Linked DNA regions of Homo sapiens: region 2 is linked to region 1. A link is a loop called in an ENCODE intact Hi-C map of the cell type or tissue named here. Cell type or tissue: IMR-90. All regions are shown on one strand. Links, peaks and the distances in the headings refer to the core of each region. The heading gives the core; the rest is flanking DNA. Region 1 has its middle 9.3 kb from the start of ZDHHC22. Region 2 overlaps POMT2 (protein O-mannosyltransferase 2).

What was found. Peaks named below come from ENCODE experiments on the same cell type or tissue, not always from the same donor. Only the 100,000 strongest peaks of a DNase experiment are listed, where the experiment ranks them.
Region 2: it touches region 1 in a loop (9-fold over the local background); 84 of 110 quality-filtered maps call a loop at or near these places.

The regions. Positions count from the first base shown.
Region 1 is chr14:77,149,663-77,152,473 of GRCh38, forward strand. No RefSeq gene overlaps it. Among named protein-coding and RNA genes, the nearest start is that of ZDHHC22, 9.3 kb to the left of the region's middle. In IMR-90, for the core only: CTCF peaks have their summits at 1,849 (motif pointing left) and 2,722 (motif pointing right); no DNase peak of the experiment used is centred there; H3K27me3 peaks cover 185 bases.
Region 2 is chr14:77,313,054-77,315,864 of GRCh38, forward strand. All of the region lies in intron 1 of POMT2 (protein O-mannosyltransferase 2), which reads right to left. Among named protein-coding and RNA genes, the nearest start is that of POMT2, 6.4 kb to the right of the region's middle. In IMR-90, for the core only: no CTCF peak of the experiment used is centred there; a DNase peak (open chromatin) is centred at 1,198; H3K27ac peaks cover 708 bases.

The sequences.
Region 1 (2,811 bases), core at 291-2,790:
GCTGTGTTACATGGACTTTGCATGCAATAAGCGTAACAACCTGTTATACAGGCATATCATTTGGATGTACTGTGATAAACACTTTTAAATATGGATGACCTTCTATGTGTAAATTGTAATGAATATATTCTTTCGTGCTCTATGTGTTGAAATTCTATCAATGTATAAATGTACGTTTATTATTGCAAGAGTAAAATGCTGTAATCATTTATGATTGTAAACATTGTCCCTTTTATGTACGGAAATAATTATTGAGAGCTTTTAAGTATTCAGATTTAGAAGGAAACACATAGCTAATACAAATTTTGAAAAATATGTCAGCTAGATACTTTTAAAAGATACTTTTTAAAGACTTGAAAACATTTTTAAATTTTTTTAGAGACAGGGTCTCACTCTGTCACCCCTAGGCTAAAGTACAGTGGCACTATCATAGCTCACTGAAGCCTAGAACTCCTGGGTTCAAGGAATCCTCCTGCCTCAGCCTCCCAAGTAGCTGGTATTACAGTCTTCAGTCACTACATCTGGCTTAAAGATACATTTTGAGGCAACAACAACAAAAAAATTAAAATAATAATATGAAGGAGAATAATATGGATTAGATTATATCAGAGTTCTAATCTGTGTAGAATTGTTTGGGATACTAATATTCATGGCACTAAACAAAATAACCTTTTAAAACTGTATTCCATTTTTAGTTACTTTATTCTATGTAAGCCATGAATCTTTTTTTAAGCCCTATTTGTAACTCTTTATATCTTATAAAGATAAAATAAAAACAGAATCTCAGCTTAACCAACCTCATAATTTCATAAATAGGGAAACCTCCAAAATCACATATATTAATAACAATATCTATGGTAAATTATATTTAACTCAGTATGGAATATAAAGAATATGAAAAAAAGAAAAACTATTATCGTTATTATTATTTGAGACGGAGTCTCTCTCTGCTGGAGGGCAGTGGCATGATCTCGGCTCACTGCAACCTTTGCCTCCCGGGTTCAAGCGATTTTCTTGCCCCAGCCTCCCAAGTAGCTGGGACTATAGGTGCCCACCACCACGCCCAGCTAATTTTTTGTATTTTTAGTAGAGATGGGGTTTCGCCATGTTGCCCAGGCTGGTCTTGAACTCCTGCCTTCAGGTGATCCACCCACCTCGGCCTCCCAGAGTGCCGGAATTACAGGCGTGAGCCACCGCGCCTGGCCAAGAAAAAATTATTAGAACAAGTGAGGCATCACACTCCTCTGCCATTCAGTCAAAAGTAAGCACCAATTTATTAACACAAACATTACATAATACATGATACAGGAGCAATCTCGCTACTGCTAGCACTAAGAAAATGTTGTTCTTGCACTATAACATTAAACTGTTAAATACTGACAGTGAAATGCACCAATAAGGAAACTGTCATCACAGAGAATCTCTGATAAAATTTTAGATGTACTCCTTTATCAAAGGCATTGGCTTGGGCTTCGGCTGAATACGGATTGTAACAATTGACCATCTGGTGTTCAGCCAAAATGTGTGTTGAGTGCATCTCTAACTTTAGATTATTTCCAATTTCTCACTATTATTAGCAACATTGCAATGAACGTCCTAACACAAACAACTCTATGGGACCCTGTGATTATTTCCTTGGCTGAATTCCAAGAAGTGGAATGGCTGGGTCAAAAGGATCCCTATTGCCAAACCATCCTCCAGAAAGTTTGTGCCAGCTTCCTTCCCACTTAAGGAGTGAGGGGCTTGTAACCTGCCTTCTCACCAGCTCCGGGACCTGCTTTTCCAATCCCCCACAGAGGCTGGGAGTTGGATGGTAGAGAATGGCATCCTTCAGCCAGCCCCAGACGCCCCCTGGAGCCCACGATTGCAATTGTAGCTATAATTTATTTTGTGTTTACCTCGTTTCTGGCATTGTGGTAGACCTTTTCTTCCTGCATTTCAATCCCCTCAATTATGGTTCAAAGTAAATATGGCTGGCTTCATCTTATAGATGAGAAAACTGAAACTCAAAGGGTTGGACGGCCCTGCTTTTAGCCCTAATGGAAATCTCCAGGGGCCTGTTCAAGCAACAGTCTGCAACCCTATTCCTGCAGGTAAATGAAACCTGCAAGGTCCAATCCCCACGACCCCAACTGTTCAGCCCCTCTTGGGATCAGGGATCCCTGCGCCCTCCCAGCCAGCACAGTTTCTAGCCAGGGCCTAAAGGTGGAAAAGAAGGTGACCACCCGGTGGGCTCAGCTCTGTGCTGTACATTGTCTCATGTAGGTCTCAAATGGCCAGGAGAGATACCTTTATCTTATATGAAAGGAGACAGTGGCTCAGGAAAATATCCAAGAGCTCGCAGCTAGGAAATGGCAGGAATGCAGATAAGGACCTGAACCAGAGGACACACTCAGGGCATGTTCATAGAGTGGATGGAAGGATGAATAGATTCTACAGGGCCCTAGATGGTGAAACTACAGGAGCTAGACTACCACAGACCCTCTGTGTAAACCAGGTACTCCCAGGTGGGAAAGAAGAGGGCAGGATTTGAGCCACCCTGGTGGCAAGGGTCCTCTCTTTTTTCATTCTTTCAGGCAAGAGAAGTTGCATCTAGGGCTGCCTTGTACAGTTGTTCAGGTTCTACACTTTACAATTCCAGGGACCTCATTTTCACACATGTATATTTGGATAATTATTATAATAATTTTCCAGTAGATGGCAGTAAAGTATCTTGAGTTAAGGACACCCCTTTTCTGTACAAATATACTGTTTGGGCTATTTGCAGTGCTGGGTGCATCTCTCTACCAGCCCTCCAAACTGCTGAGAGGT
Region 2 (2,811 bases), core at 243-2,742, 160 kb after region 1:
TTCTACACCATACATGAGGGCTTTGGGAACGCAGCCAAGTCATCCAGCAGAGCCTGGCCTTTTCTATTTGTAATTTTCTCCCTGTAGCTCAAAAGAAGGGTTACTTTCTAGTAGTCATCAATCCCCAGGTCATGAGCAGTCATTATTGACCTACTACATAAGGGGAAAACATGCTTTACCTAAGAATCTAAGGTTCTTTTTATATCTTACTTGGTGGGTCCAAGATAGGCAAAAGAATAGGTCTATTTCAGCATCTGCTAAACACCTTGACAGGCAGTGAGGACATTGGCATGGTGAGGTCGAAGACAGAAATAACTTCAAAGCAGGGTAATGAAACTGATTTGCAGAAAGAGAGATCCAGTCCCAGCTCCACCACTAATTAATGGCACAACCCGCCAAAATCACTTATTCTCTCTAGTCCTCTTATCTCATCTACAAAATGAAGACAATAATATTATCTGCCCTGCCCACCTCCCAGGGAGGCCTTAGGGCTCAACTCAGATAACACATGTGAAAGAATTCTGTAGATTATAAAGTACCATCCCTGCTGGGCCCTCCTTAAACTGTCCTGACATTTGTGGTTAGTTTTTAAATCTGTTTGGGAACATACTAACAAAAGGATTCCAGTTTTTTTGTTTTGTTTTGTTTTGTTTTGTTTTTGCTTGTTTTTTGAGACAGAGTTTCACTCTTGTTGCCCAGGCTGGAGTACATGGACACAATCTTGGCTCACTGCACTTTTCACCTCCCGGGTTCAAGCGATTCTCCTGCCTCAGCCTTCCAAGTAGCTAGGACTACAGGCGGCCGCCACCACACCTGGCTAATTTTTGTATTTTTAGTAGAGATGGGGTTTCACCATGTTGGCCAGGCTGGTCTCGAAACTCCAAACCTCAGGTGATCCACCTGCCTCAGCCCCCCAAAGTGCTGGGGTTATAGGTGTGAACCACCGCACCCAGCCTGGGCTCCAGATTTTTACTTCAAAAGTTTCCCAAGTAAAACCAGTTGTAACATTCATATTTCCTCCTGGCTTTTATTGCTTGTGTTAGGAGAGACAGTCCTCCGTGGCTCTCTTGTGCTCCTCCAGGCCTTGCAAGGTATGCCAAGAATGCTGTTTGCAGTAAACAACCTTGAGGGAAGTTAGTGTCTCCCTCTGAGACAGAGGGCTGTCTTGTTTATTGCTTGCCATAAAACAGCAGATTCCCTAAGCTTAATATTACTCAGCTGTGATGCAAGCTACTGCATGTGCAAGCATTCATCCAGTCCCTCAGCACCACGTGGGACTTAGGGGCAAAGGAAACTGATGCCAACATGCTGATGCACATCCCACTTGCTGTGCCATGAGAAATAAAGTCCTCTGTCTCTGACCCAAGACTTTGTCTTCTGTCAGCATGCAAAAAACAGTGACAGGCTAACTTATTAGCTAATAAGTAGGCTAAGATAAAATCACAGCCCCTGACAGTGTGGAGACAAGCATAGGATGAGGAGAGACATAGTCTTTGGTAAGAGAAAGAATGAGGGCCTCCATGGGCAGGCAATGGGGTAGTGAGAGTCCCCCACTGTCCCACTATTAGAGAGGCTGATGGAAAGAGGTAGGATTGAAACAAGCCACTGAATGTCACCCTGGTTACTGCCCTGTCCTCTGGGCAAAAGGAGGAAGAGGAGTGATCATGACAATGGCAGCAAGCCCAGCAGCCCCTGCCAAAAGGCAATATGGATATGGCTGCTCAATCAACAAGTCTCCAACGGTGCGGCAATAGGACCCTGCTATATAAGATAGAACTTTGAGTAAAATGAAACACTGAAAGATCCTTGGGGGAGCTGTGTACTCAAGCCAAAAGTAAATATAAATATGACTTGCTTTGTGGCTCGGAGCCACTCTCTCCCTTTATGTCCCAGGATCCCTCCCACTCTACCACAACCTCAGCTGCATTAAAGACTGAGATGATTAAAGGTTGGGCTGAGGTTTCCATGTCCCTAAAGGGGACTGAAGGTCATACACACCCATCCTAGTATGCTGGAGAGCCCCAGGGAGGAGAGGGGCAAACTCAGGGCTCTGCTGGATATGAGGTCCCACATCTCCACCCTACCATGTCTCATGGGGGGAAGGATGTACTACACACAGAGGTTACTGCAGACACTCAGGACTGCAGGGACAGCCATAGCAGTGCGCACAAGGACTAAAGGGAAAAGGGCCCCTAACCCTGAGGGAGCGACACTGGGGAGGTCGTGATGCAAGCCTAGTGAAGAGCTAAAGGAGCAGAAAAAGCTTCTCCCCACTCCCTGCAGCCAGCACCGCCACACTCTCCGACTGGGAAATGGCAAAATCTCTGGCTGGCTGTCACCATAGCCCCTGATGCAGGCCTTCTAGACGCATTAGTTCGAGGGGAAAAAGTGTCCAGATTAAACTGGTAATGTTTGAGCCACGCTCCCTGTAGGGAAGGGAAGTTAAAGTGACATTCCAGGCAGAGCTCTTTGGGCCTCTTCAATGTACTATTCCTGTGGCTTCCAGTGCTGAATGTATAGCTGATACTGATCCCATAAGTGTCGAAGAGGATTATCCTGGGCAAGGGCTGCTGTGTGTAGACAGGTGATCCTGTCCTCTCCTGGTGGTCCAGAAGAAAAAAATCTACATCCCTGGAAGGGAAAGGAAATAAATCACAGGCTTAAAAACTTCGTGGCGGCTGGGTGCAGTGGCTCATGCCTGTAATCCCAACCCTTTGGGAGGCCGAGGCGGGCGGATCACCTGAGGTCAGGAGTTTGAGACCAGCCTGGCCAACATGGTGAAACCCTGTCTCTACTAAAAATACAAAAAGG